7 separate regions of the Mus musculus genome follow, and all the other regions are linked to region 1. A link is a loop called in an ENCODE intact Hi-C map of the cell type or tissue named here. Cell type or tissue: heart. All regions are shown on one strand. Region 1 has its middle 3.8 kb from the start of Gm35967. Region 2 has its middle 16 kb from the start of 4930449E01Rik. Region 3 has its middle 30 kb from the start of 5430440P10Rik. Region 4 has its middle 24 kb from the start of 5430440P10Rik. Region 5 holds the start of Rbm26 (RNA binding motif protein 26). Region 6 has its middle 21 kb from the start of Gm41239. Region 7 overlaps 4930449E01Rik (RIKEN cDNA 4930449E01 gene).

Region 1 (4,000 bases):
AAAAGTCACTTTAAAGAAAATATTTTAATTTCGATTTTATTTTTCATTGACAAGTAACTGCATCTACATATAGGATATAAGGTGATGTTTTGTGTGTACAATTTGAGCTAATTTGAATATCCATTTACCTCTCATATTTATCATTCGTTTGTTGGTAAGAACATTTAAAATCCTCTCTTTTGGCTATTTTTTTTATATGGCTTAGCTTATTTTTACTTGGTCAACAACCAGCATAGCATACCATTTTAGTAAAACTATAGAAAACATTTAACACAATGATATAGACATATGCATACAATTACATGAAAATAGGCAAAAGTTATTGTATAAGTCTATAAAGGCAAAAGAGAGGTATACTTGTATAAATCAACTACCATCAACAGTACTTACAGGAATAAAAGAGACCTACATGAGTGAATGGTAAGCAGATATGCCAGCCTAAGACTAATGTAAAGTGCTAGAAAATTATATAAGTTTTGTATGTTTAGGCTATGACGTGTTTCTTTCTCTTTTTTTTTTTTTTTTGCCATTTTTTTAAAATTAGGTCTTTTCTTCATTTACATTTCAAATGCTATTCCAAAAGTCCCCCATACGCTCCCTTGGCTATTTTTTTAATACAATTTATTGTTAAGTACAGTTAACATGTTGAGCAACCTGAGTGGGGAAGAAACTAATAGAAAGGGGGCTTTAGTCTACAGGTACACAGCCAGACAGGGCGAGTCAGTGCTGAAAGAACTCTGTTTGGAAATAGGCTGCTTGCCCCAGGCTTCAGCCACAGGCCGCTTAGCTCCACCCACACACACCAGCTACAGCTATGCTTTAACCCTTAGTGGGCACTATCACACAGTATTCCAGAAGGTATAAGAGCGTTATGTTTCTTGTTTCTTTGCACATTCCCAACATAAGTTTTGTCTGGGTTAGGTAAGAGGACAGCAGAAACACCGTTGGTAAGGTACAGAGAAATTACTGGCTGTAGTGAATCCTGACTCAAGGGCACAATGACTAAACATAGATCCAGGTCCAGGGCTCAGAAGAGATAATGGTTATGAAAAGTAGTTGAAGATGCCCAATATAAACAAAGTGCATCTAAGTGCTGGTATCACAGGTGGCAAGTAGGGGAGCCGGCCAATGCAATTATCATTCCTTAAAGGAACGAGACTGTATCAGGCAGGGCTTGTGCATTTGGAAAGAGCATTAGCAGAGCTAAGTACTTCATAAAGCCAAGAGACTTTGAGCTCTGAATCTCTCCCAGCTCCATGGAAAATGCAATCACCAGAGAGTTTGTTTTAAATATAAAATCTAATGAGACAGCTATGAGGATAATAGATCTGCCTTCTCCTCTCCAAGTTTTATTCAAAACTCATCACATAGACTTGGGGTAAATGACACACCTGAAAAGCAAAGCAAGCACACGCTGCTCTGTAGCAGGAACCCACCGGCAAGGGCTCTCAAACGCTTCCCTATGGAGATCTAAGCTGTAAAAATTAGTATTTTTCAACTCCAAAACTATATATGCAAAAACATTGGCTAACACTGTAGGGCCATGACTATGCTAGAATCTGATCGAAAAATAGTACAAAATTCCCCATATGGTGAAGGTCTCAACATTCTATTTTTAACAGATTTTGGAAAGATGGGTAGAAAACATATTAAATGCCTTCTCTGAATGGCAGTGCTGTGTCTGAATGTTTCTATTTTTATACTTCTATGCATATGTGTCATCTAATTCACATTTTTTTATTATCCTTTAGGGGAATGAAACAAATTTTCTACAAATTAAAATTCAGAAATGGACATATTTCTATTTCACCAGAAATGAACATTCACAATCCAAAACTCTAGCAGCTTCGCAGGCTTCATTTTTTACTTGCTGAATTGCTGTAATTATGCCAGGATATTTTTTGATATTTCTTCTTAAACGCGATGAGAATTTCTCTTTGAAACAAGAGGCTCCCTGCCCCCCCCCTCCCTTACCCCCAAACAGTGCCTGTGCTTTTTTTTCTGGAATCCAAATGAGATGCTTTAGCCAATGCTGATTTCAAAGGCTCCAGAAAAACAGCCTCCTCCAGCCCCTAGCCAACGCAGTCGCTGTGGCTTTAAGAGTAGCGTTCCGCCACCCCCCTGAGCCCACATACTTGTCCTCTTTGCACAGAAAGTGCCAAGCAGTGACATCTACTACAGTTTCTAGGACACGGTGCTCTCTGCTATACAGGGAGAAAAAGAGAGAGCGCGCTGTGAGAGAGAAGGCAGGCAGGGGAAGTGAACACAAACCCAGCTACATTCCCAGCGGACAGGCACTTCCCATGCAGTAATCCTGACCTGCTGTTTATGGCTGTTTGGCTGATAGGAAGCCCAGCTCCAGCGAGCTCTGGGGCCCAGCCTCCCCCCCTTGCTGTCCATTAATCATGAGAGGCTGTTACGAAGTGTACACAGAGTGGGAGTTCTGCCTAGAGTGGCCTCTAGCTGTCTCCAGCTCAATGAAATGACCCTGTGTGAAAACTTGTTTTATGAGAGATTGGTTTATTTGTAACTAAACTACTTCCTCCGTTATTTGATAAGCTCAAATATTTGCTGGTGATAGTCTGAGAGTGTCACATTTATTATCCTGTTTCTGTGGTTGCCTCACTCCTTTGGAACCAGCTCTGTTAACCCTTGGAAGGACAGCCCACGCCATCTTTCAGTTGGTCAGCATTATGTCAGACCAATTAGGATTTGTGACTCAAAGAGGGAGACTGTGTAGTTCCAAAACCACACGGACAACTCCAGAGGCAGAAGACTTTGATAAAAGTCCCCTAGGATTCTGAAACCACCATTTAAAAAAAAGGAAGGGCAGGGCTTCTGACTTCCTAACATAAATCTAAGGCCGTTCTAGACACATTAGTATTCCTGAAATGACAACTTTAGATAGGTCGGTGTGACTTCCTGTAGTTCTCCAGACCCCCAAAACGTCAGCTGTGTAAAGCGTGTGCGTTCTCAAAATGCTTAAAATGTCGTAGCATTCGGTGCTTTGACGCTTTGCCTGTTAGAGTCTGAGCTCATTTGCATTTGGCAGGACTTATTTCCTGCTTCCAGAGAAGGGGGGCGGGGTGGGGGGTGGAAGCCTTTGCTTGCTCTCTCAAAGGCTCAAAGGGCTCTCTGGACATATAAAACTATGTTTCCAAGAATTAAATGAACCAGAATGAGGCAGATCTCTTTTGGAATGAAAAGAAATACAGGCTTTTGTTACATGCAACACATTTGGAAAACCTAAATGGAATATCTCTCTTGACAAACCCACACTGGGACTGTTTTTGCAGCTCTTTCAGTCTCTGGTCAGCTACACGGAGTTCTCAGTGAATGCAGAAGAGGCTAAGGAAATAGCCACTTACGTGTGGCAAAATGTTCCAGCCTTGCAGAGATTTTTCCCAAAATCATTAGACCCACCAAAATGCTTTCCATTTGCCAGGCCTTCACCTTCCCCATCAGAATTTCCACAGTCCTCCAGCCTTGCAGCCCAGCTGTCAGTACCTCCTAAAACAGCCAGCCGTTTGTAGCTGAAAATGTAACCAAGTTTATACACTTCTAACCCAGAGAGCTCCCTGACGATCAGGCAGGAGAAAAAGAAAAACAAAGCAAAGTGGAGCAAAGCAAAGACGTTTTACTCTCAACTTGTTTCAAGGTCACAACAGAACACCCATGCAAGCTCCTTCCATGCTCATAAAAGAGGAGAATTTGGGCCAGCTAAGGCCTGTGGGAGGGCACATAAAGAGGGACCTGTACTGGGAACACAGCCTGGAGAGACCTTTTCCATCATGTGAAGGGGCATGGCTCAGGGTTCCACCTCTGGTTTCTTTTAGATCTCTGCAGGTAGCCTTTCCCCAAGACCCTGCCAATGGAACAAAACTTGGCCAAGTGATGACTAGAATTGTAATTATCTGAAATATATATATATCAAAATATAACTATATTTAATATGTTGAATAGATTTTATTATTAGTTTTCTCATTCTTTGTGTTTTTAC
Region 2 (4,000 bases), 250 kb before region 1:
AGAAGCTGCAGATTCTCATCAAGGACTTTCCCAGACTAGCCTCTTCCCCTTCGGATTCCTTGTCCTAATCTCATCCTGGGAGCTTTAAAGGTACTTAACCCCAGGGAACTGCTTAAATTCCGGAATGTAAACAAACATACCTCACAGAAACATCTTTGTTAAATTTAAAAGAAATGAAGGCTTCATGGAAACCAGGCAGCTCCTTTTTTTTTTTTTTTTTTTTTTTAGATTTTTCTGATGATTTATTTAATCGTGCACTACCCTCCCCCAAATATGCACTCAACCTACTACCCTCACAGATACACTTGTGGACAACACCGAATTCGGACATGGTGAAGGGGTTCCTTCTCTTTGTCCGACCTTACCAGTAGGTAGGGGTGATAGCCAAAAACAGTCCAGCCAGAGAACCAAAAGGCAAAACATAAAACAGAAGAAGGCAAATGTGCTTGTGAAATTTGATTGTCATTTACAGCCTTGGGGAGTTGATGTGAGCTCTCCACAACGGAGGGTCTTGATCAGTAAAGACGTCACAGCATTATGAATGCTGGTGCAGGTCTGTGTGGTTTTCATGTCTATGTGCTTGTGTGTGTGTGTTAAGGGATTCAGGTATGTCTGTCTGCTGGTACGTGCGTGCATGCATGCGTGCTTGCACTGGTAGAGATAAGTAGATATCCTTGGGTGCCACTCAAATGCCTTTCATTTTTTTTCCCCTTGAGAAAAGTTCTCTCAGTGTCCTGTGCCTTCACTGTGTAGGCCAAACTAGCTGACCAGTGAGCTGTGCCTCCCTACAGCTTGGATTGCAAGCATGTATCACTACACTCAGCTTCTTTTACATGGGTCCTAAACTCAGATTCTCTTGTTTGAGAGGCAAGCACATTCATTACCCACTGAGCCATCTCCCTCTCCTTGAGAGCCTGTTATAGATATATACATCTATCTATCTATCTATCTATCTATCTATCTATCTATCTATCTATCTACATACGCATGTGTTTATGTATATTTTATATTTATATAAATTTATATATGGGTATGTATTCGTGTTAAAGAATCTAGTTTGATGTCTGATACATTATAGTACCCAATAAATGGCATTTCCACTTTCTTCCTATATTAGATTAGGAAGACCTCTTAAGAATCAACACTTAAAATAATTTATGAAAATTTAAAAACTGGAGAGCTTTAAAGAATGCCTCTTCTCTTAATTTCTTAATTGCTTGCAGTTGCAAATTGGGATAATTAGGATAATATATAGGTATGATCTTTTATTTACAGTATTAGATAAGCCTTACCAATTAGTTTATCAATAAGATTGTGAAGAAAAATGGTAACAGAGAAATAATGTATGTGTTTGGTCTAATATACACATCCCTGCTTCTAAAATCACATCATTGATACTGGATTTTCCAGCCAATCCCAAAAATAGATAATTCATCTCTGATACTGTTTATTAACCTAGTAAAACTGCCTCTGGGCCCAATTTCCTAGCAAAGGAATTTAAAGGTAACCCTGTCAGTTAAGCTGTAGATGTCTCTTCTTTCTTTCTTTCTTTCTTTCTTTCTTTCTTTCTTTCTTTCTTTCTTTCTTTCTTTCTTTCTTTCTTTCTTTCTTTCTCTCTCTCTCTCTCTCTCTCTCTCTCTCTCTCTCTCTCTCTCTTTCTTTCTTTCTTCTTCTCCTGACTTCTCCCAGCTGTTAGCACTGTCTCATGATGCTGTCACCTCCCACAGCTTCCTGGAGAAACTGTCCCAGTAATAGGTTGAGGTGGGGGTAGATGGGTGGGGATGCACAGCTAGGTTTCATCTGAGCCAGTAGCCATATGACCCCATATTCATGCCCGTGTAGTTTTTTCCCTCACAAGTAGTTGTTAAGTTGTTAATTCTGTTTTTGATAGGTTTTAAAAGGTGTGTGTGTGTGTGTGTGTGTGTGTGTGTGTGTGTGTGTGTGTGTGCAAAATGCTGAACCCGAGAACCAAGAGTGGTTGCTATGAGCTTTGCAACATGCACACGGGCGTGCACGCGCGCGCACACAAATACACGGACAAAGGGATAAATTGAAAAAGAAAGCAAGTAGCCCCTTGTTTGGTTCAGCAGTCTGGTCAGCCCCGCAGATGAGGAAGTGCGCCTTTGTCCCACGCTAAAGCCTTGTTTTCGTCTTTATTGTCTTTCGGGGTAAAATCGAGGGGGAAATTCACCTGTCTGGCTCAAAGTTAAACTGCTGGCTTTAATGTGACTGCATGGGAACTCGGGTTTATTAATGAATACAACATACCCGCTTTGATTTGAAAGCTTTCACCCTGCTGAAAAGATTCAAAAGGCATCGCTTCCTGCACCAGCGGTCTTCCTTTATCCCTCTCAGCGGTTCACCCCTACCCAGCTGCTATATCTCATTAACAAGCATTTGACCACTGCAGCAGGCCTGGGAGTGTTGACACTTGAAAGGCCCAGGCAGGCGTGGGCAGGCCATCAGCTATGGCAACAGGAAACTGCCCCGGAGACAACACTGAGAAAACGGGCAGCTGCAAAAGCCAAGTCCGGGTAGACATAAAGGGCCGCCTGTGCCCACGTTGGTCTGGGGTATCGGTGCGTGCCTGTGGATGTGAATTGGCGAGTCTATTTACTCATGCATGGGCTGTAAATGTTGCCATCGGCGTGTATCAGACTCTGGGCTTTTTGACAACTCAGGATGGATTTTTTATTTTGACTTACAATGTTCTTATGCCTAGCCCCGTGTTTCAAAAAAAATCTTCTTGTTCTCCAAACAATGTAAGCTGTTGTTTATGGACAGAATACTCATGAGAGTGTCAGGCTTGACGCACACATTCCATTCTCTTGGCTATCACGTGTATAAGGAAAAACCTATGTGCCTGGATTCTCATACAGTTATCACGCTACCCCATTATTTTTTCAAAAACAAGCCAATCCGTGAAATTATCTTATAAATATGTGAGATTGCTGTAATCGTTTCTGGTTTAGGCTTCAAGCTAGGATGGTTTAAGTAGAATATGTTAAGAATAGAAGTATTGTTCCAGTTGTATAAACTTAGCTCCAACAATTCTGTGGGATATCGTATTATTGGTTATAGTGATTTTAAATACAAATTTAAGTAACATTTATTTCTTACTCCCTGAGTGGTGGCCTTCTCAGTAGTATCTCTCAGTGGTATGTTTCTGAATGTACTAAATGTGTTTGTGCAGTCATTGGGGGAATCTCGAATTACAGACTATCTTGTGTAAAACCTGGGGCAGGAATTTTTCAAACCTGTAAGTTCGTTTTCAAGGTGCTCTGGTGGCCAGGTGACTCAGCAGCCAGTTCCTACCTCACAGGAGCTGTGTTACATTCATGTTCAAAACTGACCCCTTTAAAGCCATGATAAAAGAGATAACTCCCCAATAGAGGAAGAAAGGATGCTAATTAAAAAAAAAAAAGATGAATTCAGTGAGCTCCAAGAGACATTAGGTGACTGTGTGCAGAGTAGTGAATTATTTTCCTGTCACCTTCAGTACAATAGACAATTGGTGATTATTACTTTGTAGTATGTCATTAGCTTAATTCTTTTTAGTAATTTAGATTTGTGAACATTTGCCTATCAGTCATCAAAAATAAAAACCTCTCCTACATTATTCATATTGCTACATTGTCTATGGTTCTGTCTAGTAGAGTTAAGTAATTAGGAAGCGTTTTCTGTGTTTAAAATTATCCTGTCTTCAGTTATTGGGGAGGGTCAGAAAAGGAGCAGTTGAGAGCGGCGAGTTCCCCAGCTGGGCTTTCCTCCATTCTGTCTTTCACTTCTGTGCTCCAGGGGCAGAGAAGACAGCAGCAGCTAGTATGGATGTTCATGTTCCTGACAATACAGCAAAGATAGAAATGTGTTCCCGAGGGCCATTCACATATTTCCATTTGACTTCTGCTTTCCCATCCGGGTGGCCTTGGGTCAAATTCACATTCACTGAACAGAAAGATAACCAGCTCTGCTATCAGACGGTGGGAGGAGCTAATTCCAG
Region 3 (4,000 bases), 330 kb before region 1:
GATGTCGCAGCAGGAATCCCTTGCAGGCAAGGCACGTTGTCCTTGAGGTTTCCTACAGCTGAGCTACAGAGATTTACAGTCTGCCATAGCTCATATTAACGTTTACTAAAAGGCTGCTAAGGGCTGGTGTGAAGGCTCAGTGGCTAAGATCACTCACTGACTGTTCTTCCAGAGGACCAGAGCTCAGTCCCTAGAGCCCACATTGGTCATCTCACAACGACCTGAGCCTCCAACTCCTGGAGATCCTCTTCTGACCTCCAAGGGGATCTGTGCACCTCTCTCTCTCTCTCTCTCTCATAAATAAATAAATAAATAAATAAAAATTTAAGGCTATTAAGACAAAACCCATTTTATTCTCATCTGAGGTTTAAAACACTAGTGATCCAATCTCCAAAGTTTATATATTTCTAGACTCAGAGAAATTTCTTAAGATACAGAATAATCTACCAGATTTTGTTCTTGCATGTTCAGACATATGCAGTGAAAAACTCTATTATCCAAAACAGTGGAAAAATAATTTCATAAGCTTCTGGATGTTGAAGTTATTACCTGAAACTTGCATACTTGAGATATACAAAGATTTTTTTCAATTGAGTAGCGTTTTGGTTTTTTTTTTTTTCTTAAACTCATGGTACATAAGTGGTACATTATAAGAAACTTTAATGATGGTCCCACAAACAATTATAAAAGTCTTTATTCCTAAAATACATAGATCTTATTGAAGTGGAAGAGCGTAGATTTGGAAATGTATTTTCCTAAATCACATACTATGTCTATCCTGGTACCAGTGTTTACTCCTCAAGAATGTCGACAGCAAAAGATAAGACAACTGGCCTTAGCATCCAATGAGAATAATAGTTATTCTCTTGGTTTAAAATGAAATGTAGACTCTTGATTTAAACAGAAAACAAAAGACAAACAACTCTTAGTAGTCAGCATTCACCACTAACCATCTGATTTCAGGAACATGTCTATTAAGTACCCGTGGTAAAGGAAATAGCATTGTCTCTATTTAGACCCCTTACCCCTCTGCAACTCTCCTCTGATCAGTGAAGCCAGGAAGGAGAGTAAGGAGGGAAGAGCCATTCCTGGATGTCTCTGACTTGAGCATAGCAGCACCTCCGCAGATTCTGAGCTCTTTGACAACATCTCTGTGTCCTGCTCTGTGTCTTGGATCTTAGGCCTTTGGCTTCCTTGGGCGTGAAGACCACCTAGAACTCAGTCAACATTTTGAGAACTCCCCTTGCTCCCGCGGCGTCTTTTTGTGGGCATTTCTTTGTCCCTATCCTGTACAGAACGCACGGTGGCCTGTCTTCCACTGCTTGCCCATGCATCGGGCTGAGTGTGTGAAAAGGACACACCTGTCCTGTTCTGCCTGTAGGAATGATATTGCCTCTCAGGTTCGTTTGTGCTGATGCTTCCCCCACCTGGATGCTGTCTCTAGGTTACTCGGGCCTGAATCAGGAACAGCCCACTCCGCTCCTCTGTTTTCGGAGGACACAGAGAAGTTCTGAGTGTGCTATCCTCAGTCTCTATACTGGGCCTCAAGGCTGAGACGCAGCTCTGCTTTTCTATCCTGCCTTCAAAATGGGAGTGGATGAAGACATCACACACACCTGTTGCCCCTAGGGAAACTCTCCCCAAATGTTCAACTCCTTAGTTTTTCTAATTTTAACTTTTTTTGTGGCAAATAGTGGGCATGAGGGGTGAATGTCGCAGGCTGATTCCTTTGCTGATTCTGACATACATGGACATGGAATTATATTTTTTTTTACTAGGACAGTAATTGTCATTTTCTAGCATTAAAAACTTAGACCAAAGTAGTTCCATGCTAAAAACCTTTCATGCTTACATTTTAAAACATGTTAACTTGTCCAGACCATGAAAAGAAAAATATCCCCCAAAGGAACTTCTGAGAATTGACATTAAATATTTGCTTTACATTCTCAATGTTTGCAGGAAGCAAATTTTCTGTGCTTTTAAGTTTATTTTCTGATTGTTTTTGCTATTTTAATGTTACATTCTGCTCCAAGAATGTGGTCTTAATTGACAACATGTGTCTTTAGGAAGTCAGTTCAGGGGACCAATTATGTTGTAAATCACGGATTACACTGAGTCATGTTTCATCCACAAAATTCCAAGTTGGCGCTCAATGTAGAGACAATAGAGATGAGCATGTAGAGACAATGGAGATGAGCATTGCTTTGCACATGGAACTCCGAAGAGTCCTCAGGGAGACTAATACTTTCTTGGAGGCACAAGGTGTTGCTCTCTGGTATTCTTCACCGTAGCTGTGAAAAGAAAGCAAACACTTGTCCGCACTTTCTTCCACTTTCCCACCCTTGGCTTCCCCTAGAAATAAAAAGGTCTTCCATGTTGAATGAAACCTTAATCCGGGTTCCAACTCTGTGAGTCAGTAGATGACCACCAGGGGGCAGTTATGTTAAGCTTGTGGGCTTCCGTCTGCGGGCATGGGGACTTATGGAAGGTTTCAGAGCAGGATAGTGACCTGCTCTGAAGATGAAATTGGCAGGCAAAGTGAAAGAGAAATAAAGGCAGAGCCAGATCCCGGGGCTGCATGACTCTGAGGAGAAGTGGTGCAGCGGCCCTGGGGAAGATACATCAGCAGAGAACAGCATTCTGAGATAACGCTGGAAGAAGTGTTAAGGGAGTTGGAGGGTGGGTGGCTATGGAGGGAGACTAGACACGGAGAGCAAGTTTTCTGTGCCTGGGATGTTTATTTCGAAGATGATAATTCTGAGTTATTGCTGCTTAGGCATTACCCCTTTATATGAAATCCATTTCGTTGAAGTAAAATTAATAAAAATTTAAAGTGTATTTTTGAAATTGTCATTCTTCAAAAGTCTCCTAGAATACTTAAAGTATCAGTCTCTGACATTTGTGGAGGATTCAGGATTAAAGTGTCAGCTGGTTCTGTGCGAGCATGTGTGTGTGTGTGTGTGTGTGTGTGTGTGTGTGTGTGTAGAGGAGGGGGGCAAATGTGATGTCTGCCTTCCTTTGTTAGTTATCATGTTTTTCTCCTTTATTAAATCACAGATAGTTGGAGAAAGAGGGCCCCGATCTGCCTTTCTAGTCTGATTTACAGTCACTAGCCAGTGGAGAATTATGGGTACATGTCTCAGGAGACCTTTGTGTTAATACATAAATCCACATTATGTCAGAGCACTTACACCTCGACATTTTAACAGAATGGAGAGTAAATGCAATGTTTGCCCAAATATCAGTGAGTTCAGCCCATGATGGTGTTGCATCTTGGAAAGTTTTCGAGCAAGCCCCTGAAAGATGGAAGCTAGAAACCAGACCCTGTCAAACACTGCTGTTAATGTGACCCGTGGATTCTGACGTTTTAAATTTCAGTTTTGCAATTTCTTTTTCCTCTGTCCTTTCACTGGTTCAGCTCTAGCAAAAGTAGATGATGTCAATTACAAAAATAAACACTGAAGCTTGAGGGGTTTGCTATTAGAGAACCTGAAGTTTTGATGTAAGATTCAAGATAAAGAACATCACGCCAGACTTTCCAAATTATGTAATTGGTTCTTAGCAAACAAGCACTTAGGATAAAAAAGTTTCAAAAGCCACATGTGTCTGGTTTCTCTATTATGGTGCCCTGGAGTTTTAAAGCCACCTTCCCCAGGTCCCCACCACACTGATGCGTATTTTCCTGAAGAGTGTCCCTTTCATACAGTTGCGACCACGTGTGTCGTGGCAGTCATCCTCCATGGGATTTCTGATTCACCTTTTCCCACCACCTTGAAAGGCTCTGTCAATCATGAGTTTGGATAAGGCATTCTTTTATATTTTCTAAAATATATTCAGGGCTGCGGAGTTGGCTCAGTAGTTAAGTAGTGTGTTGTACAGCTAGCAACAGTGAGGACCAGAGGTCAGCTTTCTGGCATTTACATCAATGCTGGGGGGGGGGGGGGAGTGGGAGGGGTCTGCTAGTAATTCCAGTGCCTTTACAGCAAAGTCACAGATCCTA
Region 4 (4,000 bases), 330 kb before region 1:
GTATAAAAGGAGTGAGAGGCCCAGGGTTCGGGGGAGATATAAACAAGAAGAATCAGGACTGAATAAACTGCTGTTAGAAGGACTGGTGGTCGCATCGTTCTTGCTGGTCGAGAGCAGGCGCGACAATTTTCTGAATTAGTAATCGATAGGGAATAGGGGAGGGCTCAACCCTTTGTGAGTGGTGCCATCCCTGGGCTGGTGACCCCAGGTTCTGTAAGAAAGTAAGAAGAGCAAGCCACAAGGAGCAAGCCGGTAAGCAGCATCCCTCCATGGCCTCTGCATCAGCTTCTGCTTCAAGGTTTCTGCCTCACTTGAGTTCCTGTCCTGACTTCCTTTAGTGATGGACTACAATGTGGACTTGTCAGCCAAGTAAGTATTTTCTTCCCCAGCTCTCAGGAAATAAATAAATAAATAGAGAAATAATAAGCAAATAAAGTTTTCTACAAGTCAGCAACAGTCCCCACAAACATGATTCTATATGGGAAGTGGGATTTTTTTTTTCCCTCATTGGGCTGCTCAGTCAGTTACTTTATGACAGAGCAAGACAGTGCAGAGGCTTCTCCATCTTGCGTTCTTGCTGAGGCCATTTTAGGTTTAACTAGAATTTGATTTCCTTGGGAGAGAATCCTGTGGAAAGTTATCCAGCTCCACTCTAGGAACCCAAGGTCAAGACGTCCTAGCTAATTTATCTCAGCTTCGCTTAGGCTGCTCGCTTGTGTAAAACCTCTCCCGGATATGGCCGCGTTGGTCTTGTCTTTGTTTTTGTTTGTGTTTTTCCTTTTAAAACCCCTCGCTCTAAGTCCTTGGTGCTCTGCGTGGGTCCTGAATACCTGGGTGTAGTCCCATCTAGCTGGAATAAAGACTTTCAATTGCCTATGGGCTGTGTCTCGGTGATCTGGTGGGATAGGTGGGGTCCCTGCAACAGCTCCTCTAAACACATAGCACACACTCTGAAATTTACACAAGCACATGAACAATAATAAAGCATCTCTCCCCCTCAATAAAAATGGAGGCTTAGGGCTATCAGAAAACGGTGTTCAATAAACCCCAATAGAAGCTGCACAACGTTTGATAGTTTCCATTCAGGATTCCATTCTGCCACCTAAGTTGTTTGTTTGTTTGTTTTTTCAGGACAAACAAGTCACTAAGGCCAGTGAAGATTCGGTGGAGAAAGTAGCAAAGAATTTATGAACAAACTTAAATGTATGCTGTGCGTTTTGGTAGATTGTTTACATCCCTTCATTTGCATGTCTAAATACCCAGATCTTCTAGTTCCTCAGCACTGGTCCAGATGTAAGATTCTCTACTGAAGCTCCGTGAGCCTCTTGATATGAGGCCTTGTGATCTGGCTTTTCTCACCCTTTCATCCAACCCTTAACATCAAATGGGAGACCTGGCACATCATAGCTATGGTCAGTCAGGTTCAAACAGGAAGACAGACGCCCCATGACGAGCCGCTGGCAACAACAGTCATGGAATCTGCATGTGTCGCGACGGCCTTGATGAGGCCCTTCTGCTGTCTCAGGATGATTGTCTGTGGCTGTTTCGTTCTGCACTGTGGATTCTCCCCTGTGGTTACTAAGTCAGTTTTCTTACCCCCCTCTCAGCCCCCCTCCCCCCCCAAAAAATGATCCTTGGCTTTCGTAACTAAGCTTAAAGAAAAGGAATCAAACTGTTTAAATCAATGACCACACCTAGCGCTGAGCAGTCTGCAGTGCTCTGATACTGGATGTAAACATGACTCAGTTTATTGTATACTTTTGACTTTTACTCAATCTCAAAGAAATAGAACACCCATTCTAAGCGGCAGAGTATCTATTTGGGAGAATGTCGCAAGAATAACAGAGCCGATGCAAAACAAAGTTTTCCATTTTCAGTCTTGTGTGGCTTGGCATTAATGGGGACATCTAGGAAGAGCTTGCGCTTTGAATTCTAGTTCCACCAGAAATAAACAGAGGTAAAGAAGGAAACTCATTGGTCCTCCCCCTCCTCCTGATATTTGCTATTGTTTTTATTAACTTACTTTTTATTTTTTTGTCTTGTAAAGATGGAAGACAAAGTTCCTTTTACAGAGATAAGAGTAACTACTGTGGTTCATATTTTTAGCTATAACCCATGGTCACCATGAACTTTCTGAGAGCATTTTCCTGTCACCTGACTTATAGAGACATTGAGAACTTCTTGAAAGTCAGTGGATTTATAAAGGCATATTAAAACTTCTTAATATGATAAAGGAGCATAGAATAAAACTTGGACATCAGGCCAAATTTTTTTTCAACTTTTAAAAAACTTGCTTGCCGAGATGGTTAAATCGCACTTTTAGCACAATCTAACGTACGCCTTCTTTTCTTCTCAGCAGCCTGGTAACTGTTGGCTTTTTTATTTTGTTCTCAGGCTAAGGGCAGATAGGCATGTCCAGCACACACTTGGAACTGATGACAGTCATGAGCTAATGATTTGATAGCATGCATATGTTCTTCACTCTCTGAAGAGAAGCTTGGGTGAGTATCAGTTCTGACAGACTGGGATGCCTTATCCAACTCGGACTGAACCAAGCCAAATATTGTTGGCAGTTTTCTGGTAGAAATAAGATATTTCTTATGAAGCAGCTAAATTCTGACTTAGAAATAAGAGCTCCTAAAACCGATGTGCTTCTGTTTCTGTCTTCAGAGGTGACTATCTGTGAAACAGCAGAGCCTTATAAGGAACCTGGACAGGGATCAGACAAAATAAACAAGCCATAGCCATGAAAATATAGGGTTTAGAGAAAGCAACCCAAGTTTAATTTTACAAGAGGGAAAAGATGGCAGTAGATAAGCTCTTCTGACCCACAAAATATTGCTCCTACAATGTGTGGGAAAATAAACCGACCACAGGGAAACCACACCGAACTCTGAAGAAATTCTGTGCAGAGTCTGGTGTTGATCATAAAAGCATTTAATGTACCTCCCTTCTACCATATTCATATAGGAAGAGGATATTTGGGTGGTACCTAGAAGTTAGAGCTGGAAAAAGATTTAAATTGTTCTTTAGCAAGTCTATAAGCTAAGGAGTCTAAGATACTTAGCTCAATGCTTCTGATTATATCACCAGAGCCTCTGACCTCATTTAACATGTCTGACCACTCTGTCACTATGTTGAAACCCACTGTTTTTGTCCCTTCCTGTCACGTATTTTATAACTGTAGTACTGCGAGTTTTATAATTTTATACAAAAAAAGTACTATCTTTGGAAGTAGGGATTCAAGATGAAAGAAGAGGAGGCAGAGAAAGCAAAGCAAAGAAGAGAAAAAGAAACTTTTGTCCTTAAAGACTTACTTTCTAGATTGAGTCAAAATCAAAATGCTCTGTCTGTCTGTCTGTCTGTCTATCTATCTGTCTATCTACCTACCTATCTATCTACCTAACTATCTATTGTTTTCTTGGGTAGCACTCTCTGTGTAGCACTGGCTTTCCTGGAATTCACTCCGCAGAACAAGCTGGCCTCAGACTCCGAGATCTGTTTGCCTCTGCCTCATGAATGCTGGGATTAAAGGCATGTGCCTCCACTGCCCAGCTAATGCTAAAGTTACTTCAGGGAATTTGACTGGGAAGTCTTTTGTTTGTTTGTTTGTTTGTTTTTATTTTGAAAGACTTTCTAGAAACAGTGTCCTAGGTGAAGACAGGGAATTGTTCTTGAGTGAAATATGGGACAATTATTACGAACTTTTTATTTATTTTTCTTTTACTGAAAATAGATTCTTCAGGATACACAGAGATACAAAGTGAAACTCTATCAAAAAAAAAAACAAACAAAAAAAGAAAGACAAGAAAATAAATTATTTTCTAATACTACATTTTATCATACAATATATCCTGATTATAGTTTCCCTCCGTCTACTTCTCCCAGTGCCCACTGACTTCCTCTCCTTTGTGGATCCACTTCCTTTTTATCTCTCCTTAGAAAAGAACAGGCTTCTAAGAGATAACAGCCAAATATGACAGAATCACTACAATAAAAT
Region 5 (4,000 bases), 550 kb before region 1:
TCCTTTCCTCCACATCACTGTATCGGGAAGTTCTAGCAGACCTACTTGTGAAGTACATGTGGTTCCATCTCCACCATCATCCAATCGCAGTCTCAGCCTACAGTACGTTCAACGGAGTGTCCCTTCATTTAAATCTTACCACCTTCAGTCTCCACAAACCACCCTTACTTGAAGTCAAATCAGTCCTGGCCTGCTTTAAATAACCTCTGTTCCAAGTGTGTGTTAATAAGATCTTAATTCCCAGCCTGGACCTAAAGCTGGCCCCTGTCTACTGATTCCATGTCTTTCCTCTCTCTTCCCTATTCTTACTCTTTTTTGAACAAACCACATTGATCACGTATGTCCTCTACTAGGCCTTTCAGCTATTCTTCATTCTGAAAATGCATCATTCCTCGGAAATAGTGGGGCCTTTTCTCCTCTTTTAAGTTTTATTAACTATTCCTTGCTCAGACAGTTTCACTGACCAACAACCCTGAAGCAGCAGACCCCATTCAAACCACGGTTACATGGTCCTCTACTATCATAATGGCCATAACTGGGCATAGCTGAAGTGTATCTTATTGCAGCTTATCAACCCAGGAGAATGTTAAAGTCCTGTCCCAAAGCTCCCCACAGTATATGGTAAAAACTTAACGCATGCATTAAATAAGTGAATTACCTGCCACTGCATTTCAAGTTGCTATTGTAAATCAACGATGCAGAAAACAACCTATGATGTATTTTGCATTAAATAAATACATAAAATATTCCTAAAATCTTTCAATATTTCAACAGTCGCACAAACTACTCAATTTCTCCTTAAATGCCAAATATTCCATACGGATAGAGATTTGGGTTTGTTGGTTTTTTTCCCCCTTCTTCAAAGTAATAGGATGTAGGTGGCAAGGGGTCTGGGGCTTCCTGGGCTTAGCACCTGTTACATCTTCAATCAGTTAAGAGAGGTGCGTATGAGCCACACACCACATGGAAGACGTGGCCTTTCTTTAAGGGACTGTAAGCGAAACCTTAGGTTTTTAAACTCGAACTTCCCTGATCCCTAAGAAAAAGCCATGCACTTCGTCTTAAGAAGCACTGTGGAACTATCTACCACCGGGAGGAGAAGCTAGCACTCGGGAGGAGCCGAGAAGCCGATGTGGAGGGCCTCGGAAGACACACACAGGTGTACGGGGAAGTTTGCCATCGGTCTGCCTATAACGGGAAAGGGGAAAGCAAAGCAGGGCACACCGGTTCAAAGATCAGCTCGACCATTACAATCAAGCCCAGCTCCAGCTTTGGCTATGTTGAGCCTGGACGGGAAGGTGGGCGAACAGAGAAAGCAGAGCCTTGGGGGGACTCCCCACCTCCCGGTTCTTCGCTTCGGCCTCCACCACTGAGTAAACTGCCCCGATCGGGGCGCCCGCCTGTCCACCACCGCCATCCCTGCGAGCGAGCACTGCTCCCCCGGGGGTTACTCACATGGGCTCGAGGGTCTTGCTGAGCCAGGACTTGAGCGCCTCGAAGTTTTCGATGATCATCTTAGAAACCATCCACCGCGGCCCCGAGGCCGGCCTCGCTCCTGCGCTCGCCCAGGTCGCCGCCGCCGCCCCCTCCTCCGCGCGCCGTCCGCGTGGGCAGCGGTGGGAGGTGCCGGTGGCAGGTCCCCGCGAGCCGCGGGTCGGCGAGCACCTCGGCGGGGGCCGCCGCAGGCCACGCGCCCACCGGGTCCCCGGAGCTTCTCCCCTCGGCGGACCCTGGCCCGGGCTGAGGCAGCAACCGTTTGCCGGCCGGGCCCTCCCCCCTGCCCCGCTCCCCCAGTGAATCTTCCCGAAGGGGAGCCGAACGCGCTCCGACCCGGGCTCTCCTCTCAGCTTTGGGATTAGGTGCTTGGTTGGTGGCCACGCGGCAGAGCAGACGTGAAGAAAAGCGACAACGAAGGGCGGCTCAATGGGAACGGTTCGGGGGTCTTCCCGGCTTCCAGCACCCCCAAGAAGATGGCTGCCGGTAAATCTCGCGAGAATGAGTGCGAGTCTCGCGGTGCGGCCCGGAGCATGCTGGGAAGAGACGCAAGTTCGGCCGGGTGAGAGCTGGGCAAATCCAGTAGTGGATCGAGGATTGACCAATCGCAAGGGTTGAGGCCTCGGTCCCCTTTTATCCATCGGCCTTCGTGGTGAATAAGCACAAGCGCCGTCTTACTTCACCAGGATGGAGTGGCCGCGGGCTCCCAGGCCTTGTCCTCTGAGAGGATTGTGCTTGTCAGCACGAGTGAACCTAGAAGATGGGAGCTCTCCATAAGAAGACGGCCAGCAGTGTTTGCAGGGGTCCTGCACTGTGCGACCTGCCCTCGGTGTCACAGCATCCTCCAGTACCATCTTCTGTGTGTGCTGCCCCGTGCACACGATGGGTAAACACACACTGGTCTAATCTAACCCACCGAGACCTCCAGAGGATTAGTGTTCTTATCCCAAAGTACAGGACTTTTTGGCCAAGGTCTAATGACCTATGGATGCCCCAAACCAAAGATACCTTGTTGATTTCCAACCTACAAGAGAAAAAAAAAAAAAAAAAAAAAAAAAAAAACAGTTTTGTTACATTTTAAATTCTGTTCATTTAGAAAAGTTTCAACTTTTCTCCAAGAAATTACAATGTACTAAAGAAGAGCATTCAAACCAGCATCCTATATACATCATAGGTGGTCCCGCAAGTTTGGTTCTATTATATTATTAGGAGACTACCAAAGACTAGTAGGCAATGGGCCACAATGGAATGAAAAAATAGTGGAATGGACAAATGGAATGAAAAAGTAGTCCACGAGTCTAAAGACACGGTCGGTGAACCATAAAGAAAGTCTTGATGCGACAGAATTTGCAATATGCTGGAGTGGAGTGTCCTTTAAGCATTAACTAAAAAGGTTATAAAATACAAAGCTAGACGTTTGCTCTAAAATATGATGCCATGAGTGAGACGTTAATTAGATTTAAGCTAATGAAGAATTAAGATATTAATTAAGATGATTTAGCTAACTGAAATACCGCAGATATGAAAAGACAAAATATTTAGAATTCCATTTCTAGAGGTTGCTAGAGTCCCAGGAGTGACCGAATGCAGAATGGTGGTTGCCAGGAGGCAAAGGGGGATCTTGAGAATTACGTCTCAGTGATGCAGAGTTTCAGTTTGGAATGATAAGAGTTCTGAAACAGTTGGTGACTGAACAGTTTGACTATACATCTAATGCCATGAAGTTGTACACATACAATTATTAAAATGGTAAACTTTAGGTTACATATAGAATGTATAAATAATATACTATTGAGAATCGCGTGTTTCTGTTTAAAGGCACCATACCCAATATTGTCGATGAATCAATATTGACTCCTGTTCCCGGGCACTGTAGCACATGTTTAAACAAAGCCCGTATAGTCCATGTGCTTTTCTCTGTAAAATACATCATGGCCTTCTTATATGTGGGAACCATAGAAAGCACTCCACTGTTGCGTATGGAGAACGGGGGTATTTTAAATCACCAAGAAAAAACAATCTCATAAATGAAGAAAGTAAAACATAACCCCAAATGGGCCACCAAATGGGTCCTTATTTCCATTGTGAGAACTGAAAAAAAAAAAAAAATGAAGATATCCCCTTGTTCAACTTCAGCTGAGAACATACGCAGCGTTGGACTTAAATTGTTAGCCGCTCAGCGTATGGCCACAGTGAACTATAAAACCGCCACAAGTATTGGGTTTGGGGGTTACAGAGAGTCTAAAGAGTGAGAAAACTCATGACTATAGAATCTGTAAGTAGTAAGGACTAGCTGTATTCTGAAAGACTAAGACCACTGAGTGATAGCGGTCCCTCCCTCCTTCCACTGCACAGAGCTTGTTACCAGTCAGCAGCCAATCAACAGTCAGTCACACCCCGCCCCGCCCCCCCCCCCAAGCTTTTCTTCCTTAGCCTTTGTTATTCAGTCTGTACCTCCTCATCACTTCGTTTTCCTTAGACCTTTTTTCAAAGATAGAAATTTGAC
Region 6 (4,000 bases), 70 kb after region 1:
AGGCCACCACTCCGTTTTGCCTCATACTTTATTATGAAATAGTCATTCTGAACTGGGTATAAAATTATGCCAAATAGGGGAATCCCGATTCTACTGCACCGATGGTTGGCCCATGCTCTGTAAGTGAACTGCTCTCTAGCTACTTCTGGCTTCCTAGATGTCCTCTCAGAATCTGAAGCTGCAGTGTTCAAAGCAGCAACCTAAGTTTTAAGCACTCTAAGCAACTTGAACTTCGGGTTGAATTCTGAGCTGAGACCGTGGTGTTGGTTAGAGCGGGTGCTTTTACTCTCTCAGAAAAAAACGGTCCATGGCCAATTCACCTTCGAGTGCATTTTTCTATGACTGTAGCAATACAAATAAAACCTTTCACAAGAAATGCCACTTAGGAGAAATAAAGAATGCAAGCAGACATGTTTTGGCTACAGCACTGGTCGTTAAAACACACGGTGATTCTTTCATCATCCACGGTAGCCTCTGACTTTATAAAAACTCGACTTCACTTCTCGTGTCTTTTGCATACACAAACTTCTAAGCCCAAGTAAGACAACTATAACAATGTTAACAAATGCAACCATCAGCTAATAAAATATTTCACTAGAAAAGACAAAAGTCCCCTGTCAATTAAAATTTTATTCAACATACCAACTAGGTGCTATATTTGAGCAATAAATGAACAGCCTTGGTAGTAAGGGCACTTCTGAAGGCACTGCACAGCCAACAAGTACTCTCGAGATTGCTAAGAGTTTGCAGTTGCGTTAAGGCTGTCTCATTACAAATTTGGCTTGCCACATTGAGTTAGGAAATTTTCTTCTATCATTTACTTTTCCGAACATTTATATTCCTAGTTTTCAAGTTTGATTTATGTGCAAGCTACTAAATATTTTCTATTTTATTTTATTTTATTTTATTTATGTTGGTGGTGTGTCTGCATGTATATAACACATTTGTACAGGGAGAGAGGCGATCAGAAAGGGTGTTAATTCTCCTGGGACTTTAGTTATGGACACAAACGCTAGGAATCCAACCCAGGTCTTCTGGAAGAGCAGTCAGTGCTCTTAACTTCTGAGCCATCTCTCTAGTCTTCAATAAATATTTTTGAACCTCACACTGTCAAAACCTTGCTAGGAGAAAGAAAGAAAAAAAAGATCACAAAATCTCTTCCTGTGATCATGTAACAATCCCTAGGAATAAATACAGTTGCAGCCACCAGTCTTCTGAAGAAATATGGAGGCTCTCTGATTTCCAGAGAAATTTTCCTTTTTCAAAATGTATTTATTTACCTTTATTTTATAGACATTAGTGTTTTGACTGCATGTATGTTTGGGTGAGGGTGTTGGGTCCCCTGGAACTGGAGTTACAGATAGTTTTGAATTTCTATATGGGTGCTGGGAATTGAACCCAGGTCCTCTGGAAGAGCAGCCAGTGCTCTTAACCACTGAGCCACTTCTCTATCCTCTCCAGAGAAAGTTTCTTTGCAAATGATAAGATTATAAACTTTCTTGAAAGAAAAAAAAATAGTCTAGCGCTCAATAGCGTATGCTGTCTTTAATGAGAAGACCGAGAGACGTCTGGACTCATTTTAACAACTGAATAATGGATATTTGGGTAAATAGTAAATGACCTCTACATTTCTGCAATGAAATCAGGAGCCAACACAGCCTGTAACTTTTACTCTATAGTAACATACTCATTCTCTCCGTGCAAAGCCCAAGGAATGGTTGTCGCGTTGTATGTAACAATTTCCTTACTGTGTTTTATAAAAAGAAAATGCAGCAGGTGGTGCTCTGTAGGTTTGAGGTCAGCCTGGTGTACATATGTCCAGGACAAGCCGGGCTACATAGACAGACACTGTTTAAAAAAAAACAGAAATAAAAGATACCAAGAAAACAAGAAAGCAAGCAAAAAATGAATGAATGAATGAATGAATGAATGAATCGCAGGCAACTTCTACCTCTAATGTAGTAAGTAGTTTTGTTATGACTAACTTTGATTCTACATTCACATGCCTGTGTTTCAAGAGAACAGGGCTGAGAGCTTTTCCTACAAAGGATCCTAGAGATGAAAGGAAACTCTTGGTCTCCTTGTGGCCTACATCCCTAAGAGCAGAACAAGTAATGAACACTGGCCAGAACTGATAAATGAGAACACACAGCACCACGTGTTCAAAGCTGAGGACCTAAAATCCTCCCAGCCAAGGGCTCCACTAATTCAGAACTCAAATATCATCACCAGTACTTCAAACAATCTCTTCTTTACACTCAAAATTTTTAGAAAATAGTCCTAGTCTACTTGGTATGGAGGTCCTCACGATTGACAGGTCATTGCCTCCTAAGTATTTATAATGTTCTTCCTCACATTTCATCCCCAGCGATCAGTTTAAGATTTGGAGTTTTGTTTGTTTTAATTAGCCAGAACCTGGATTTTAAAGATCGGTGTTCACTGCTTACTGTTATGTGAGCCTGAAACTTTCCCCTTTTCTTTTCAAAATGTAAACGTGAAATAACAGTATTGTCTTCTTTGTAATGCAAATTCAGAGGGACAGAAGTGGGAGGATTGGGGGGGGGGTGGGGGCTAATGTTTTATTTTAAACTCAAATATGTCTCTCCTGAGTCACCAAGCTGCCCCCAGAGCACACAGAAAAGGCGGAAAGGAAGTAAAGAGGACTAAACTGATAACAACGAAAGGAAGGTAGACCACAGCCTGATAAGAGATCCCTACACATTCCTGCTAGGAACATCAGAAAGGGTCTGCCGGGGAGACAAGGGGAGGCGTCCACATTCCACAGATGCCCACTTAGGCCAGTCTCCTGACGCGTCCCAGAATGACAAGGGCGGGCCGGGAGTGGGGTGGGGTAGAAAGGGGGCAAATGTTGGGGAGATAAGAACAACTTCAACCTAAAGCTTTCTCCACTTCACAGGCTCCGCTCCCCATCCCTGCAGCGGGCAGAAAAACTGGAATAGCAAGCCAGCGTTTACCTCCAGGCTAACCACTGTAGGGGTTTATCTTTAAAACGTGAACAAGCTTCCTGTTTGAAGCCCGTGCTTCCAGTGCGGAAGAGGAGGCTAAGCCTCTCGTGCCCCTGGCATCTGAGCGCCCAGCTGACCTCTGGCTCTCTGCCTGCCTGGGGTTGGAAAGTCAGCCAGGTGAGCTGGTCTCCTATCTGTGGGCAGAGTCTGTGTGAACACTGTCTTGCTTGCACTACCTGTGTTCACGCTTAGCACCTGGAATTCTGGCGGCTTTCCTCCTTCTGAAGGAAGAGCGTGCAACCACATGAATACCCACAATAACACCCTGCACCTGCTGCTCTGTGTCTTTACATTTTAAAATGTATTTCATCTTGTGGGATTTAAATCTCCCTCAAGGAGGTACTATTATACTCGCTGTTTTACAACTCAGGAAACTAGGGGGCATAGAAATTTAACTACTTGTTCAAAGCCATCTAGTTAATAAGTGTTAGAGCTGAGATTGAAAGCCAAAAATCTGGCCCCTAGAATCGACATTCCTAAAAGCTAGGCAGCACCGCTTAACTTTGTTATCTACAGGGGAGGAGGGCGACGGGGGAGGAGTAGGCGAAAGGTAGAAAAGGCCATTGAACTTTTAATTATCTCAGAGCTTATCTCATGAAACTATGAAAACAGAAACATCCCAGGAAAAGGAACATGAGTTCTTAGAAGTTGAAAGTAGGATTCATACATATGTAAATCAAACAGCTAATATTAGTGAGTCAAGGCTTGTATTTGAACACAAATACAAGGTGGCAGAGGTAGGTGGATCAGAAGGTCAAAATCATCTGGCTACAGAATTAGTTTCAGGGCAGCCTGGGCTACATGAGACCGTGCTTCAAGAACAACACAATAATATAATTAAAAAAAAAAAAAAAAAAAAAAAAAGAGTCGTTTGAAAGGGAGACAAGGCAAAGGGGACCTTTCGAAATGTAGCGCTAGGAATCATTTTATTGAAAGAAAACATAACACAGATCGTGCCAGGAAGCTCAAAATTC
Region 7 (4,000 bases), 230 kb before region 1:
CCTACTGCTTTCTGCTTTGGGAATGCTGAGTGACTTTACCCTGTAGAACCTGGGCCCATCTGAAAGAGGAAGGGATGAAGGCCAGCTGGGTTGGCTGGCTGAATGAGTGTGTTGCATGGATGGATCGTTGTTCACATGCCTCAACACTTTCTGCGACTGGTCAGCTTGGTAGCATTCATTCTAGCAGTGGTCAGTCTGCTCCTCTCCTTGAAGCAGAATGGGAGAGTGTGGAGGAAGGCAGGAGCAGGTAAGGTGGGCAGAGAAGACAGAATGAGAGGGAGAGAGAGAGAGAGAGAGAGAGAGAGAGAGAGAGAGAGAGAGAGAGAGGAGTTGCAGATCTGTATTTAAATCCGACTATTGCCCAAATAGTCTGCGTTTACCTGATATGCCTATTGTTTATGTTCTGCTTTTGCTTTGAACATTTAAAAAGGAACCAAACAGAAGCTGTACATTTTAAAGCAATGTTCAGGCTAGCAGGTGTTAAGAAATGCAAAGCGGGGAAACCGTTGCAACGCGACGAAATAGTCAGCATTACTTGCCCCCCACCGCCCCGCCCCCAAGCCTCTCAAGGTAAGATGGCTCTACTGTCAGCTCAGCTGCAGCCAAGACAAAAAGGCCTGGCTAACTGAAGGGACAGAGACAAGACAGGCAACCTCCTTTTAACATCTCAGGGGAAAGAGCTCACTCAGGAAGCAGAATCTCATGGCTCCGGAACAGCAATGGCATTGTGCCAGCAGACAACAGGAAGTGAGCACAAACAGACCCCTCCTCAACATAAACGCGCACAGACTTAACCTATGGCCGGACTTCTGCCCTTGAGTGACCAGAGCCATTAGGATGCAGGTCAAAAGGTTGTCGTGTGACAGAAAATGGAGCCTTATTGAATGAAGGAGAACTAAAAAAATTCTTTTGTTTGCTTCACTCTGGGGTTTGTATAGCTACTGTGATGTCATAATGGAGTCCAGAGTGGGAAAAAGAAACCCCTGATTTATCACAGCCGGAGACAGGCCGTCGGAAACTCAGTTAAACCCTGAAGGGGAAAGACAGGCACAAGAAGGAACCACACAAAAGTCAGCGTCTTCTCCGACGGGGGTGTACACAGTTATCTTTCTGAACATCAGAAGCTGAGAGAGAGACCACCAGAAAATTCCTGCTTTATCTATGAGGGCGGAAAGACAGATAGACGCTTTCCTGACCCACTGGCTTTTCTTCCCTAGACTCCAAGGTGTCTTCATCATAGTGGGCTAGGAGGGAAAGAAAAATGTGATTCCTAAATCTATACAACCGGGGAGTGTATTACATGATAGCATAGGAAAAATTCACACACACACACACTCACTCACATACAAACATACACACTCACACTCACACACACACACACACACACACACACACACATACAAACATACACACTCACACTCACACAAACACACACACACACACACACACTCACTCACATACAAACATACACACTCACACACACACAAACACACACACACACACGTATGCATACTTAAGCAGCTCTATACAGACCATGTATAAAAAGATGTGGAGATATGGCATGCCAGATAGAGTGCTCAACTTTACAGACAAGGGTAAGATCTGAGGTTTACTTTGTTTAGTTATTTATTTTTTAAACAAACAAACAAACAAACAACCTCTGAGCACTTTTAAAACGTCTGAATAAATTTTTTTTGCTCAGAATTTTCTTCTGGGTTAAAAAAAAAAATCTGACCCTTAAGAAAAGTTTGCTCCGATTCATCCTATAATTCTGTTGATAATGATGGCATGGAGGAGAGAATACTGCGTTTACCCTAAGGTAAATATCATTTGTGTGTTTTCTTTGATCCCAAATCTGGAACCTCGGTAGCCCTTTACGTCCTGATAGGTTTGCTCTGAGCTATATATTGTTCCTTTAATGTATCAACAACTAGGGAGCTACTGCGTCTCAAATTGAACTTTATATTTCAGAGAATCAAACACGTTTGGCAAGCGTTTGCTTTTTATTTATTTATTTATTTATTTATTTATTTATTTATTTATTTTTTAAGTGTGGGTTTTCAAACCCTGCCTTAAAACGTTCATGAGTTTTGTGTCTCATTAAACCTCTTGTGAAGGCACCGCGGGGCCTTCAGAAAGGAAGCCTTTGGCTCCTTACAGCCGCCGAGCAGCCTGAACACCCTCCTGGGAGATTGATGAGTCGGGCTAACCTTGGTGCCTAGATGGAAACTCGGAAACAAAGTGACTCAGAGGATTAAGAGGAAGTCAATGTCAGCACCAGGATTAGAATTCACACTTGCCTGGTTTCTCAGCCCAGGGACCAGCTCCCCCGTGGATAGCAGCTTTGTCTCCCTCTGAGTGAGGAGAGGACAGGGTGTTTCCACATGTGGAAAGACCCCTGCTATTCTCAGGCCTCTGCCTCGTAGGAAGGCCCTTCCTTTTAATAAATTGCAAAGCCGGGGGAAGTAACTTTGAGGTGATTTATTCTAATCTCCTCACTTTATAAGTGAGAAAAGGGCCATAAAAACGCTAGGAACAGAAAGAGCATGCTCAGCTTGCAGTACCACAATAGGGAAGCAAATTGGTGTGGTGCAAAGGCCTGCATGGGGAGGATTTGGAAGCCTGCCTTTGAAGCCTGGCTTTGCGTCTGATTGAAGTCCAGTTTCTTTCTGTCCCAGCAGAAAGCAACATTGCCTTTGGTGTTTTACGACAATCAAACGCGCAAAGCACCTAAGGTCTCTCGGGCGCTGCAAACATCTCTTCCCCATCGTTCTCATCTTCACGGCAGTTACACGTGTGTGTGCAGTTTTTCTTCATAAGAAAAAGGACTCTCAAAACGTCCCATACAAATGTCCAATCACTAATCCGTAGGACTGTATGGGACTTCTCCAAGATCGAACGCTTGGAATTTTCTTAAACTCTCCGAGGAACTGGATTCTCAACGCGTCTCTTAATGGTTTAATGCACTGTGCTCGCGGTGCCCGGAGCTGTCAGTGGTATCTTTTTTCCTGAGCTAGAGTTGGAGTTCAGGGTGCAGGCAAAACGCCATATGCTGAGTTCAGAGCACTCCAAGACGTTCTGGGAGGTGCTGCTTTCGTGGATGAGTGAGTGCTATGGCAGACATACCAAGCTTCCTCCGAAGAACCGTTCTCTCTAGTCCTGGTCTTGCTAGTTAGCCCTCCCTAACCCCTATCCCTAGACACTCATCCTTGCAAGAGCCTCCCCTTTCCTAATTAGACTTTCAAGCCCTTTGTCCTCTCTGGGATCCCTCGGCGTACTTTGCCTTATTTCCACTAAGAGGAGACAGGCAATTCATCTTAATGAGTCTGAGCACCCGGGGCAAGGTCTCCTGACTCTTCAATTCTGAAGGCGGGGTTGTAGGCCAAATGCCTCGAGAGGATGGTTGAATCGCAGGGCACTGGAGACCTCTGCGAGCAAGCCGAGAAGAGGCACTGGCTTTTTGCCTTCTAGAGGGGTTGTTTCACTCGGTGTTTTAAGACGATTAAAACAAAAACCATGACATCAACAGCAACATCCTTGAGTCCGCTCTAGAAGGAAGGGTTTATTTAGAGTAGGCAGAACTGGGAGGAAACATTTTTGTTTAAATAGGCTTCAGATCGTAATAGGATTGTTATGATAATGATGATTTAGCATCAGCTTAAGTGCTGCATCCTGGGCTGAGTTCTTTCTTTACAATGCCTCATTTAATCCTCAACACAGCTTCCCGGGGTTGGGGGGTGGGGGGAGTGCTGTATTACAGCCATCTTGCACATGGAGGACTGGAGCCCTTGACCACTTCGTCATCTTAGGAGCCATCGATCTTTTTGTTTCGGCATTCTTTCTCCCAGACTTAGGGTCTCTCACCCCTTACCCAGGAAGGTCAGCTTCATGGTCTCTAAAGTCTGCCCTCAAAGTCTAGGTCAATGGTGTGTACTGCGTCTGTAATTCCAAGACGCGTGCGTTTGCCTGCCCTCACCCACAGTAGCCACTGCTGTCTGCT

What was found. Peaks named below come from ENCODE experiments on the same cell type or tissue, not always from the same donor. Only the 100,000 strongest peaks of a DNase experiment are listed, where the experiment ranks them.
Region 2: it touches region 1 in a loop (2.5-fold over the local background); 7 of 42 quality-filtered maps call a loop at or near these places.
Region 3: a loop joins it to region 1, with 5 times the contacts of the local background. A loop is called at or near these places in 7 of 42 quality-filtered maps.
Region 4: it touches region 1 in a loop (4-fold over the local background); 7 of 42 quality-filtered maps call a loop at or near these places.
Region 5: it touches region 1 in a loop (3-fold over the local background); 4 of 42 quality-filtered maps call a loop at or near these places.
Region 6: a loop joins it to region 1, with 2.2 times the contacts of the local background. A loop is called at or near these places in 3 of 42 quality-filtered maps.
Region 7: a loop joins it to region 1, with 3.0 times the contacts of the local background. A loop is called at or near these places in 6 of 42 quality-filtered maps.

What each region holds. Positions count from the first base shown.
Region 1 is chr14:105,730,139-105,734,138 of GRCm38, forward strand. No RefSeq gene overlaps it. Among named protein-coding and RNA genes, the nearest start is that of Gm35967, 3.8 kb to the left of the region's middle. In heart, CTCF peaks have their summits at 2,228 and 2,441; DNase peaks (open chromatin) are centred at 2,273 and 2,973; H3K4me3 peaks cover 2,788 bases; H3K27ac peaks cover 3,236 bases.
Region 2 is chr14:105,481,084-105,485,083 of GRCm38, forward strand. No RefSeq gene overlaps it. Among named protein-coding and RNA genes, the nearest start is that of 4930449E01Rik, 16 kb to the right of the region's middle. RefSeq lists an enhancer at 1,090-3,880. In heart, no CTCF peak of the experiment used is centred here; a DNase peak (open chromatin) is centred at 2,428; H3K4me3 peaks cover 1,070 bases; H3K27ac peaks cover 2,426 bases.
Region 3 is chr14:105,395,188-105,399,187 of GRCm38, forward strand. No RefSeq gene overlaps it. Among named protein-coding and RNA genes, the nearest start is that of 5430440P10Rik, 30 kb to the right of the region's middle. In heart, a CTCF peak has its summit at 2,432 (motif pointing right); a DNase peak (open chromatin) is centred at 2,564; H3K27ac peaks cover 701 bases.
Region 4 is chr14:105,401,991-105,405,990 of GRCm38, forward strand. No RefSeq gene overlaps it. Among named protein-coding and RNA genes, the nearest start is that of 5430440P10Rik, 24 kb to the right of the region's middle. In heart, no CTCF peak of the experiment used is centred here; DNase peaks (open chromatin) are centred at 1,481 and 2,431; H3K27ac peaks cover 1,616 bases.
Region 5 is chr14:105,175,327-105,179,326 of GRCm38, forward strand. It overlaps Rbm26 (RNA binding motif protein 26), which reads right to left and starts at 1,988. Exons shown (of 22, transcript NM_001368684.1): 1 at 1,456-1,988. The coding sequence starts at 1,526. In heart, no CTCF peak of the experiment used is centred here; DNase peaks (open chromatin) are centred at 1,495 and 2,005; H3K4me3 peaks cover 2,684 bases; H3K27ac peaks cover 1,864 bases.
Region 6 is chr14:105,800,030-105,804,029 of GRCm38, forward strand. No RefSeq gene overlaps it. Among named protein-coding and RNA genes, the nearest start is that of Gm41239, 21 kb to the right of the region's middle. In heart, no CTCF peak of the experiment used is centred here; no DNase peak of the experiment used is centred here; H3K4me3 peaks cover 1,187 bases; H3K27ac peaks cover 1,198 bases.
Region 7 is chr14:105,498,835-105,502,834 of GRCm38, forward strand. 4930449E01Rik (RIKEN cDNA 4930449E01 gene) reads left to right here. Exons shown (of 3, transcript NR_045921.1): 1 at 1-247. Among named protein-coding and RNA genes, the nearest start is that of 4930449E01Rik, 2.0 kb to the left of the region's middle. In heart, no CTCF peak of the experiment used is centred here; a DNase peak (open chromatin) is centred at 2,237; H3K4me3 peaks cover 1,189 bases; H3K27ac peaks cover 2,615 bases.